Linked DNA regions of Homo sapiens: all the other regions are linked to region 2. The links are chromatin contacts, found by Hi-C or POLR2A ChIA-PET in ENCODE. All regions are on one chromosome and are shown on one strand. Each heading gives the region's core, a stretch centred on a gene start or an enhancer-like site at or near the end of the contact. The rest is flanking DNA. Distances are from core to core; before and after follow the strand shown.

Region 1 (4,314 bases), core at 108-2,607, 41 kb after region 2:
TAATATTTGGTAGAAACAGGAGAGTTTGTTATTTGTAGCTCTGATATTAGAAATTACTTGAGGTTTCTGTTACCAAACTTCACAAAATATATTTCATAAAAAGCATTCTTAACTCAGGTTATACATTTTTTAAAAATTATTCTGAAAGGAATTAGATATTTAACATTGTAGCTGACCTAAATAAATTGGAGAAAATTCTTAAACAATTATCTTTCATTTTCCCATCAATAAATGGAGCAATAATAATACCTAATTATTTATTGCACAGGAGTCTTGCAATAATTAATTAAAGCTTTAAAGTACTTTGAAGATGAAAACAATTTTATAGGCCTCATTATTAAAGGTAATTTGTTATGGTAACCAGTCAAAGTCATTCATTTGGTCTTTTAAACTTGTTTTTAAATGCTCTATTCGGATCCAGGTGTTAATTAAAAAATTTTAAAACAACACTTAGGAAACATATGAAATTCTGCTTTCTATCTTGATGCTTAACTTGTGAAATAATAGGTAAGTTTTTTTTCCGAATTTTGTTTTTTTCATGTTTATACGCCTCTCTCAAATCCCATTGAGTGAGCGAGTATTGCTCCCAGCTCATTATTACAAAAAGAGGTTTGCCATGTTAAAGCCACTAAGATTTTTCTTTTTCTGAAGCTCTTTACTTAATGCAAAGACAAAGTGTCATCTATGATAACAATTCTGCATATGGAAAACACAAGGTTATTCATCCATTTAAACATTTATTGAGCAAATGCTATAGTTTAAAAAAGATAAGCCACTCGGTAAATTGGAAAATATAGTAATATGTCACTTGCATGAAATTTTTATCCAATGAAATAATCAAGTAATTAAATTTAAGGTGAAAGTGATTGATGTAATATAGGTTAAAAGCCAGTATGGCAAAGGCTGAAACATTACAAAGAGAGGCATCAAATGTGGTTTTGGGAAGCACTCAATTTTTGTGTAGATAATATCCTAGATGTACCTGTATTTCATAGGAAAGAAGGCAGTAGTGGTATTCTAGAACAGTGGTTCTCAACAAGGGCAATAGTCCCCTGTCCCCCATTCCTGGGACATTTATCAATTTCTGGAAATATTTTTGGTTGTCACAACTAGGGAAGTGCTACTTGCATCTAGTGGGAAGCTACTAAACATCCTACAAAACACAGGACGGCCCACCACAACAGAGAATTATCCAGCCCTAAATATCAACAAAACTGAGCTTGAGGAAGTCTGCTCTTGTTGGAAAACACAGAACTATCAAGGCACCAGATGGAGAAAGTATAAGATGTATATCAGGAATAGCTTGGCAGGAGTAGACGTTGAAGGTAACATTGAAAATGCTTTAGGATAGCCTTGATTATTAGATTAGACTACAAAGCTGACTCATTGAATCACTCACGCACTGTGAGTCATTCAATAAACATTTATATCTCAGGCAATACGGACAGAGAGATAGAAGATATAGATGCTGCTGTAAAGTTTACAATTTAGTTGGAGACAGTCAGATAAACCACCCACTGTGTGAACAAAGTGATATCTGTCAAACACCAATTCTACTGTGTCTTTAAAAAAAGTTCAATTAAAAATAAATTTTGGAAAGAGTATGCACTACATACTTCTCCACAACTTGGGACTATATACAATCTTGTTTTGTGTATCAGTTTGCCTTTATTTCAGCCAGCATTTCTTTTGGCAGTGTACTTTTAATTCCCTTTTATATAACAACTATTAGCAACCCATGACGTATTGGATAGCTTCCCTTCCAGACTCACTCTGGACCCTTCTCTGTGCTATTCCAGGCTCAAGATACTGATCTTCGGGAACTTCATGCTGAGTGTCCCTGTGTTCGGTTCTTGATTGTGTTTGGCCCAAGAGGGACATTTATAGGAGATGAGAGGGTGAGAGGAGACAGGGGTTGGGGCATTTGGTCCCTCAACTCCCTCCTCCAAATAGCCAGGTCACCACAGACTTGCTGCATCCCTCCACTGAAGGCCACACTCCTTTCAGATGCCCTTTCTTATAGAGCTACCCTGTCTGGGTCCTTATAACTGTTTCCTCTCCTTATCCCTTCTATCTAAAGCTGGCAATGTTCCTCATCTGTTGTGAGCTGTATGCTGCTTCACTATCCCTCTTTAGGAAACTGCCTACACATTTGTAAAAATCCTTTATTAAGCACTCCTCAAAGTGCCAGTCTAGGATTCTCATTGTTATATATGGGGAACATGACTTGGGAACTGCTTGTATGGTAGTTGCTTTTAAAAAGAGTTCTGCATAGGAAGGAGTCCGAAAAGTTTAAATTTCATATTATGACTTATGCACATCTATTGAAGAATGTATCTGTTAGCTTATTTATTCCTGCATGTATGTATGTATCTGTATGTATGTATTTATTTATTTTGAGATGGAGTCTAGCTGTCGCCCAGGCTGGAGTGCAGTGGTGTGATCTCAGCTCAGTGCAACCTCCACCTCCCGGCTTCAAGCAATTCTCCTGCCTCAGCCTCCCGAGTAGCTGGGATTATAGGAACCTGCCACCACACCCAGCTAATTTGTGTGTGGTGTGTGTATTTAGTAGAGACAGGGTTTCGTCATGTTGTCCAGGCTGGTCTCGAACTCCTGACTTCAAGTGATCCACCTGCCTCGGCCTCCCAAAGTGCTGGGATTACAGGAGTGAGCCACCATGCTCAGCCTCTTTTATTTATTTTTAAATGTGGTTTAGCTGTTCCGCAGGACCATTCTGATGTTCTCCATATAATTCCATTTTTGCTATATTTGGTTTCAGTGAAAATGTAAGGTTTTGAAAAAGTGAAGTGGCTCAAGAGTCATGCTTTATTCTGGTAGATGGATTTCAAAGACGGGAAGAAGGCATGAGGCAAGGAGACAAACCCAGATGTACATTTAATAATGAGTAATTAATACTTTATTGATTATGTTTTCCTTTATTTTATAATTCTAATGAACTGACGCCAATATTTTTAAAAAGCAAGATAATGATTTGAAGAGAGTTAGCCATGGCAGGGAAAGCATGAATGGAAAAGAGATTGTGCTGTTATAGTGACAGTGCCTGGAAACTCATTGAACCTGACAGTGTAGAAAGATGATGTGAGATAGGCAGGGAAAGACAGTAGTAAAAATCCAAAATTTAACGTACGGAAACAACCATGTCTGTGGCCATTCCACTCTGAACACGCCGATACTGTCTGATCTCAGAGGCTAAGCACCGTCCAGCTTGGTTAGTATTTGGATGGGAAGAAACATCTTCTTCCCCAATTCCTTTTTAGTTACCAATTATATCTATTACTTTTATGAATGTTAAGAGTCTACATTGAGATTAGATTAGCATGCAGGGGTATGACAATCTTTTAATGGAGAAGGTAACTTCTGGTATCTATAAACTGGAGAAAAAGTGATTCTTCTTACAAGAAATAAACTGCAGATGCAGGCACTAATAGACTGAAGCAATAACTCTATTTCCCTCTTTTGATCTTTGAAGTATCTATATCAAAAAAATCTTCTTGGTGGTGGGGATATACTACATGGAGATGGGCCAAAGACTACAAAGAGAGACTTAGGTAAAATCTTGTCTTTGTATGAGGATTCTACTTGAATTCAATAGGCCTGTGTCCCTAAAGAAAAAAAAATGTATTTATTGCAAACCAATTTAGCTTAAGTAAAGGTACACATTTTGGGGTTTTATTGGTTGTGGTTGTTCAGTTAAATTATACTTACTGTACTGGACACCATATACGCCAATCACTGTTATCAATTCTAGGAATGCACAAATGAATAAAATATGGTCCCTGTCTTTTCTATTTTCTGTGAACTTTCTACTTACGTCACAATGGTGCAATGGGAAAAGAAGAAATGGATCATTTATTCAACCCTTGATAAAAGAAAGACCCCTCCTAGTTAGCATGGTGGTAGCAGGGATAATCTGTAAGGAAACCTAAATCCAATGTGAACCTCTGAAGAAAGTGAGGATGGTTAGAGTAATCTAGTCTTGCCTCCACATCAGGACATACTTGCCATGACCAGCCTGGGAGTGTCTATTTTTTTTCCCCATTAAAGAGGGTAGCATTTCCTTTTAGTTAATACTGAGATTCCCCCCTAGAAAGGTTCTAATAATTGTAGTGTAACAAAGTTAGTATCAGGTTAATATCCACTTTAATGGGAGAATTTCCAAAACTAATATTATCAGTTTTAATGATACCTTTTTGATTTACGAAATGTCTGTTATTCACATAGTTTTTGTTAGCAGTCAAAACCAACAAAAATATTTGATGAACCCAGATAAATATTTGAGAAACTTGTATGCTA
Region 2 (3,880 bases), core at 1,245-3,744:
CTACACCGACTAACTCGTCATCTAGCATTTGGTATATCTCCCAACGCTATCCCTCCCCTCCCCCAACCCCACAACAGTCCCCAGAGTGTGATGTTCCCCTTCCTGTGTCCATGTGTTCTCATTGTTCAATTCCCACCTGTGAGTGAGAATATGTGGTGTTTGGTTTTTTGTTCTTGCGATAGTTTACTGAGAATGATGATTTCCAATTTCATCCATGTCCCTACAAAGGACATGAACTCATCATTTTTTATGGCTGCATAGTATTCCATGGTGTATATGTGCCACATTTTCTTAATCCGGTCTATCATTGTTGGACATTTGGGTTGGTTCCAAGTCTTTGCTATTGTGAATAGTACCGCAATAAACATATGTGTGCATGTGTCTTTATAGCAGCATGATTTATAGTCCTTTGGGTATATACCCAGTAATGGGATGGGTGGGTCAAATGGTATTTCTAGTTCTAGATCCCTCAGGAATCGCCACACTGACTTCCACAATAGTTGAACTAGTTTACAGTCCCACCAACAGTGTAAAAGTGTTCCTATTTCTCCACATCCTCTCCAGCACCTGTTGTTTCCTGACTTTTTAATGATTGCCATTCTAACTGGTGTGAGATGATATCTCATTGTGGTTTTGATTTGCATTTCTCTGATGGCCAGTGATGGTGAGCATTTTTTTCATGTGTTTTTGGCTGCATAAATGTCTTCTTCTTTCTGTAAACAAGTATTACTAATTTTCTTGGGTAAATAAGAATTAAATGACTGGTTTGAATGTTCTGTTCATGTTTCGCTTTACAAGGGACTCACAAAATGTTTTCCAAATGATGGTTGATTATTCCCACCAACATTATAGTAGAGTTCTAATTGCTCCACATTTTTGCCAGTATTTTGTATTGTCAGACTTTTAACTTTAGCAATTTCTAACGGGCATTTGGTGGACTTAATTTTGATTTTTCTGTTGATTAATGATGTTTCATATGCCCATTAGCAATTTATATATCTTTCTATGTGATGCATCAGTTCAACTCTCTGTCCATTTAAAATTTGATTGTTTTTCTTATTATTTAGTTGTAAGAGGTCTTTATATATTCTGGAAACTAATCCTTTGTCAGAAATTTGTACTGTAAATGTTTACTCCCAGACTTTATCTTGCCTTTTTATTTTTGTCAAAGTGTCTTTCAAAGGGCAGTCATTTTTAATCTTGATGGAGTACAAGCATCAGTTTTTCTTTTACGTTCATGCTTTCTACATAGTATGTAAAAATAACACAAAAAACAATATAAACAGTATAGCAAGGTCACAAATATTTTCTACTATATTTTATTCTAGAAGTTTTACAGTTTTAACTTTCACACTTAGGGCTATGATTTAAGTTAATTTTTATGTATGATTTGAATTAAGCATTAAAGCTTATTTTTACTTTGCTATTTTTATCTCTGGTTTGAGTTAGGTCTTCTTCATATCATCCATGTTTCTATTTAAAATGCTTAATATTTCCTCTATTAAGCTTAACTATCCTAACTTAACTTAACTATCCTAACTTAACTTAACTATCCTAAATATTTAGGCAGCCAACATTGGGCCACATAAAACAAATTCTTAGAGACCTATAAAGAGACTTAGATAACCACACAATAATTGTGGGAGACTTAACACCTTACTGACAGTGTTAGACACATCATTAAGGCAGAAAACTAACATAGATATCTGGGACCTATTGGTTCTTGAACACCTGGATAGAGTTGTAATAACTGTTTTAATGTCTTTGTTTATATGTTCTATCATCTTCATAATTTCTGGGTCAGTTTTGATTTAATTTTTTCTCTTCGTTATGAGTCTTATTTTCCTGCTTTTTTATGTTTGTATGGCAGACTTTGTGAAATTTACCTCATTGAGTGATGGATATTTTTGTATTACTATAAATGTTGTTGAGCTTTGTTCTGGGACATAGTTAAGTTACTCGGAAACAGATGGGTTCTTTCAGGTCTTGAATTTAATCTTTGTTAGGTGGGATTAGAGCAGCTAATTTTGTCACGCTACTGAAGAAAAGCCATTATGCATATACTACTCAATGCCCCATTTTCCACTCTGACTAGTGGGTAGAGAAACTATTCTTGGCCCTGTGAAAACTCTGTAAATTTTCTCCTCTAATCCTTTTGGGTTGTTCTTTTTCCATCCTCAGAGAGTTTCCTCACAGAAATACCCTGATTAATACTCAGCCAAAGCCTTGAGGGAAGGGAGATCCTGTGAAGATTTCTGAATCTCTGTGTAACTTTCCCCTCTGGTACTCTGACCAGCAAAATGTAGCTTTCTCCAAAGAGACCTGAGCAGTTTGTCAGGGATTAGAGTATACTGGCTCCTGAGTGGTGTTAGCCAGGGAAATGAAATGTTTTGTGGTGATGTCAATCAATTTTAAGGCATCATTTCCTCATTGTCAGACATATCTCTCACATAGGCAAGGAAGCTCATGTCAGCTGACTAGACATCCTCTCTCCAGGACAATGGTGGAGATTCCCTGTGAATCTAGCCCTCTTGGTCTCCGTTTCCTTTTGTTGCATGCCAACATACCCCTGCTTGATAAACCCTCTTTCTTTTGTGGTAAGTTTGTAGCTCTCTCAGTCCCAGTGACATTACAATCTTTGCTAATTAGTCATCTCACTTGGGGTTTCCAAAACTCTTTATTCACAAATACTGATAGTCCTATGAGTCATTCTTATATATGAGTAATTCAGTAATTTTGTGTTGATTTTTACCAGTTTTATCTCAAAGATCAATTTCATTGTAAATGTTGTGACTATAATTACTGTGAATTAAGAATTTTTGAACATATTCCTATTTAAAAAAAAATCTTTGCTAGGACCATCTATCTTATTTGTATGAGCTCCTTTATAATCTAGATTTTTGGGTATTATTTATTTGTTAATATCTTCTAGTTTGACCTTGCCCTTATTTTGGTTCTATTTCATTGTCCATAGAATTAAAATAATTTTTTTTGTGGTGGATTGGTCGGTGAGGGGAGGCAGTGGCAGACAGGGTCTTGCTCTTTTGCCCAGGGTGGAGTGCAGTGGCTCAATCATAGCTTTGTAACATCAAACTCCTGGGACTCCATACATGCACTATGACTGGCTAATTAAAAAAATTATTTTGTAGCAGTGGAATCTTGCTATGTTGCCCAGGCTGGAACAGAATTAAAATTCTAATATAGTAAAAAGTATAAAATCTTTACATTTATTGTTTCTTCTCTTTAATGTATACGAATGAATTAATATTTAATCTAGAGACCTGAAAAGCATTAAATTCCATTTTCTGGTAGATTTTTGAATATATATTTTATTTTTGTAGACATATTAGAGTGTTGTTCCGTCTCTCATATTTTTCTCCTTCCTGACTACTCCTCTCATCACTTGGCTAATCCATAGCAGCATGGGGGTGGGTCCATAATAGCCCTGTTGGCACAATCTGATTCTTCCTCTTTGATGATGGTTTATTTTAATCCAGTGACCATCTGAATCAAGATGGCCTAATTAGCATTATTTTCCTGGGACTTTAAATCTGGGCTGTAAAATTTAAATTGAAAACAAGGAGAGTCACTTGAATGAATAAGATGTAATCTTAGGACACTGTAGAAGAGATATCTTAGTTATGATATCACTGGGGTGTTCAGAGAAAGAGGTGAATAAATGAACTTAATGCTCAGTAAGAAGCAGAAGTGAGAGGAGGAAGGGAATTTCCTGGGATTTTTATGTCTTCTGCTTCCTAGTTCCAGTGTTTCTCTAAAACCAGCCTGCATTTCTGTTCTTGGTCATTAATAAAATGTACTTATATCTTTATAATAAATTCTCTCTTTCACTTACTTTAGCTAAATTTAGTTTATAGTACTT
Region 3 (3,820 bases), core at 1,276-3,775, 58 kb before region 2:
GTTTCTTGCTGAGTATCCTTGCATTCGTGGGGATGACATTTCTGGGACAAAGCAAACTTCCACCACATCAAACTACCTGTGGATGATAAACCAACTATGATGAAGTTGGCCTTTTCCAGGTTTCTACCTTGGCACCAATTTAACACTTGCATCCTTTCTAGCAAGGTTGTTTTTTATTTATGTTTTTTATTTCCTCTGCATCTCAGTGATAGTTGTCTTGGCACACAGTCCCAGCTGCAGACAGCTTTTATTTTTAGGTTTCCCTATTCAGAAAGAGTAGTCCCTGTTTAGGCATTTCACTGTCATTCTAAGCTTTCCACTGAGCTACAACCCTGCAGCTTTCTTCAAATTCAAGTCACTGGGGAGGGCTTTTGAAATGCTCAAAGAACGAGACAACATTTTGTACAAAGGGGAAAAAGCAACCATAAAGATATTCCAAAACCAAGTAGATACCATGAAAACGAATGGAAAAGAGAAGACAGTGACAGGAACCAAAAGGACAAAAGACAATATGTTGAATCTGTAATAAGCCAGCCAGAAGCCCCAAGGACAATGGTAGGAACCTACAGATAGAGGTCTGCACATAGGGAAATAAATTCTTACTTCGTGATTCCCAAAAGCACCACCCAAGTTACTAGAGGTGACAAAAATACTTCCTCTTATTAAAATAAGGAAGTTATTTTGGGACCACATTATTAGTGAACTGGTTAGTTTTAGAGAGCTCTTCTAGAAACTCATTGAGGTATAGATTTTCAAAGTAGTTAAGTACATTATTTGAGTAAAATAACATTATGTTCAACCTAACTTACAAAAGGAATAGTATAATTAAACAGACTTGTGCCTGGAACTGAAAATATACTCAGTTAAGCATTGCCATATTTTATAAAGGATGTTAGAATCCCTTTACCCTGTATTTAGTAATCCTAGCTGTGATGCAAGATAGATTAATAGATAAGCCACAAAGTAATTGTAATCAAACATAAAGGTACAATTTAGGAAATGGGTAATGTACCTATAGGTGCCTAATCCAATATATACTTCATATGATGCCCAAATATGCCACATTTTTGGTCTGTTAGAGGAGCATGAAACTAGTGATGGTCAGGAAATGATTCAGAAAGCAAGTCCTAAGGCAGTTGCAAAGCTGTAGAAGGAAAGTCCTGGAAAGCTTTAATGTTTTGGGCTTGCAAATGGGTCTCTTTGTCCTCAAATGTTTTAAGAATAATTTTTCAGTCATAATTTGTAAAAACCAATGGCATTTTTGTTGAAAATATTTTGGCCTCTTGAGGTGGACTTGCAGAAAATACTGCAACAGCACTTTTGTACCCCCACTAACCATTTCGATGAACTCAGCTGTATCATCTCCTGCCCTCACCCACTGTTTCACTCCTGGTTACTGCCCTCTGTTCTTAGCATATATGATACCCTGCCATGGCTCATTCGTTCTCAGCAAGGGGACAAGGAACTCAAGAACTGGCAGCACGAGAGCAAGTTGCCTCAGGCCAGGGGTCAGACCCGGCTATAGGTCTTGCCTTGTCTCCTCTCCACTTTCTCTATTTCTTTGGCTCTCCTGACAATTTCTCATAGCTTCCCTGTTTGAGCACACATTTTGCTTTTCCCCTTGCATTTCTATTGATCATCCAGAAGCTGTTTGCTGGGGCCTTTGCAACTCCCAGCTTGCAATATTTATGTCCATTCTCTTGATACCTATGTGTATCCATTTCCCTGACATTTTAAAATGTGTTTCTCCTCAGTTTTAGCTCTTCTCCTGACTACTACTTTGCCCTGTCCCTAGATATCCTGCCATAATTAATGTTGAATGAAAGAATCTAATCAACCAAGACTGGAAATTCATACAGACTTTGAAATGGGGACAAAATCTTACATTTGTTTCTAGTGTGTCCCCATAGATTTGACTATCACACTTTGGGGCATCAGTGGCATTAAGTGACAAATTACTTCTGGGAGTTGTAGGATGATTCTATGTCAAGCTCTCCACTCAGATCCAATGAGTCACTAGTTCCTACTTATGAACAGGTATTAACTTGCTTCATTTGCAAACCCCAGCAAGAATTTTGGTCACAAGCCACAGTTGCCATAAGAACTGGCTTTGGAATAAGTTAGGCTTTGGTTCCTATGCCAGCTCTCCCATGTCATAACTTTGATCAGGATAGCAATAATAATAATATTTTTTCTCCCAAGACTTACCATAGAGTTTGGTACATAGAAAGTACTTAACTACTATGATGAGGCATAAAAATGTTTAATTAATCACCGAGATTTAAACTGACTTTTAGAGGAACTTTCTTAGCAGGTACCTGGTTCCCCAAAGTTTCTCATGCCCATGACACGCACTATAACCTTAGCAAAGGTTATCAGGATCTTCTGTTGACTGTGCTGTTCTTTCTGCACTTTTGGCTTCTTGGAAACACTGTCCCTCCCAACAGTCCATGCTGAGAGTTTCCAACTGGGTAATCACATCTGTCTAGTCAGATGCTAACTTTCTGCTCCGCAGAGGTATGTCCCTCAAAGTTCATACCTGAGGAATCATTTGGAAAGATTCCTTCCTTCAATATCTCTGGCTGAGTCATGCATACCTCCTCATCAAAGACAAATAGAAAACAAGGTCAATAGGAAAGCGGTGCTCACCTATCTTACTGTCTGTACCTTTTCCTATTATGACTAGCCTCATAATCTTTAGGTTAGAATGACTTGCACTAACCTGTTCCTAGAGTCCCTTCCTTGTCCCTTGTGGCACTTGCCAGTTGTGATTGCAACTGGTGGTTTTAAGCATGTTACCACTTCAAAACTCCAAGCTTTATGAAAACCAAGAAGATGTATGTACCATTTGACTATTTTTATATCTCCCATTTCTAGCCCAGGGGTTGGCATTATCACATAGCAGTTAAGAGCTTGTGATCTGGAGCCAGCCTGCGTGGTTCAGCTTAAAACTCAACTCCATATTATTTATGTGAATTTAGGCAAGTCACTGAAATTACTCCTACTTCAGTTTACTTTCCTAAAAACAGGTATTTTCATAATAGTGTTTACCTCTTAGGAGAGATTAAATAAGTCAATATGCATAAGCACTTAGGACAATGCTTGGCACAGAGCAAGTAACTATTAAAATAGGTACTTAGTAAATATTTGCTGGATTAGCAAATGCCACAATAGGTCCAGTCATCAGCATTTTGCAGACATCATTTAATCAACCCGAATAGTCCAGTGGCTCTAGAGTCTCTTAATTTCTTTTTTCATGATTTTTTTTCATTTACTGCCTCTCAGGCTTTATTGCATTTGTGTCAAATCCACTTGTCTAAACATTTAAAAAAGCAAAACAGTGTTACATAGTTTTAAAAACCATTATAATTTGACTCTATGAGTTTCAAAAACTTCATATACAAGTGCTTAATTGTCTCATTCGAGGTTTTACATTGCTGATGAAATCCACTCATTTAAGAGGTAGGTAGTAATGCAGTGTGTGGGGTGTAAAGTAAAATGCTAGGGGTGTGTGTGTGTAGGTATGTTTGTTTATATGTGTGCTTGTGTATATTTTTATGTGTGTATGTTAGGGGTAGCTGGCTGTGCCAAAGGTGAATAAGATGAAGTTCCTGCTCTATAGAATCTTGAAATTTAATAAAAGAGATAACCATGCAAACAACTAACTAAATCACAAGGCACAATCCTCTGTGAGCCTGTGAGTATCTGCATCCTGCTCTGGGAAAGTGTAATAATCTCTTTTTGTGTCTACGATTGTACCCGGGCTGGCATCTGAGTTAGATCATAGGCTCCTAACATTTCACTTTATCAGTTCGTACAA

What was found. A loop is a pair of places that touch in the nucleus more often than their neighbours do. ChIA-PET counts read pairs that join two places held with the same protein, here RNA polymerase II (POLR2A). Pooled maps may share reads with other maps.
Region 1: a loop to region 2 is called in a map of endothelial cell of umbilical vein, with 5 times the contacts of the local background. The contact joins two enhancer-like sites. A Hi-C loop is called at or near these places in 1 of 168 maps with a recorded cell type or tissue (endothelial cell of umbilical vein), 3 of 37 single-sample maps with no recorded cell type and 1 of 50 pooled maps. POLR2A ChIA-PET finds 5 or more read pairs at or near these places in 3 of 52 experiments (GM12878, OCI-LY7 and activated CD4-positive, alpha-beta T cell).
Region 3: a loop to region 2 is called in a map of PC-3, with 9 times the contacts of the local background. The contact joins two enhancer-like sites. A Hi-C loop is called at or near these places in 6 of 168 maps with a recorded cell type or tissue (CD4-positive, alpha-beta T cell, PC-3, PC-9 and 3 more), 6 of 37 single-sample maps with no recorded cell type and 15 of 50 pooled maps.

The regions. Positions count from the first base shown.
Region 1 is chr6:128,695,479-128,699,792 of GRCh38, forward strand. It overlaps LOC105377998 (a long non-coding RNA gene), which reads left to right. Exons shown (of 3, transcript XR_001744339.2): 3 at 1-2,388. Among named protein-coding and RNA genes, the nearest start is that of PTPRK, 180 kb to the left of the region's middle. Within about 2 kb of position 1,358, at least 2 of the 41 ENCODE cell types and tissues checked have a DNase peak (open chromatin) inside an H3K27ac peak, as active enhancers do; they include endothelial cell of umbilical vein, where a contact is called at or near this core.
Region 2 is chr6:128,653,702-128,657,581 of GRCh38, forward strand. The region is part of intron 1 of LOC105377998 (a long non-coding RNA gene); the gene reads left to right. Among named protein-coding and RNA genes, the nearest start is that of PTPRK, 140 kb to the left of the region's middle. RefSeq lists an enhancer at 1,835-3,034. Within about 2 kb of position 2,495, at least 5 of the 41 ENCODE cell types and tissues checked have a DNase peak (open chromatin) inside an H3K27ac peak, as active enhancers do; they include PC-3, PC-9, endothelial cell of umbilical vein and 1 more, where a contact is called at or near this core.
Region 3 is chr6:128,596,131-128,599,950 of GRCh38, forward strand. No RefSeq gene overlaps it. Among named protein-coding and RNA genes, the nearest start is that of PTPRK, 77 kb to the left of the region's middle. Within about 2 kb of position 2,526, at least 3 of the 41 ENCODE cell types and tissues checked have a DNase peak (open chromatin) inside an H3K27ac peak, as active enhancers do; they include PC-3, PC-9 and mammary epithelial cell, where a contact is called at or near this core.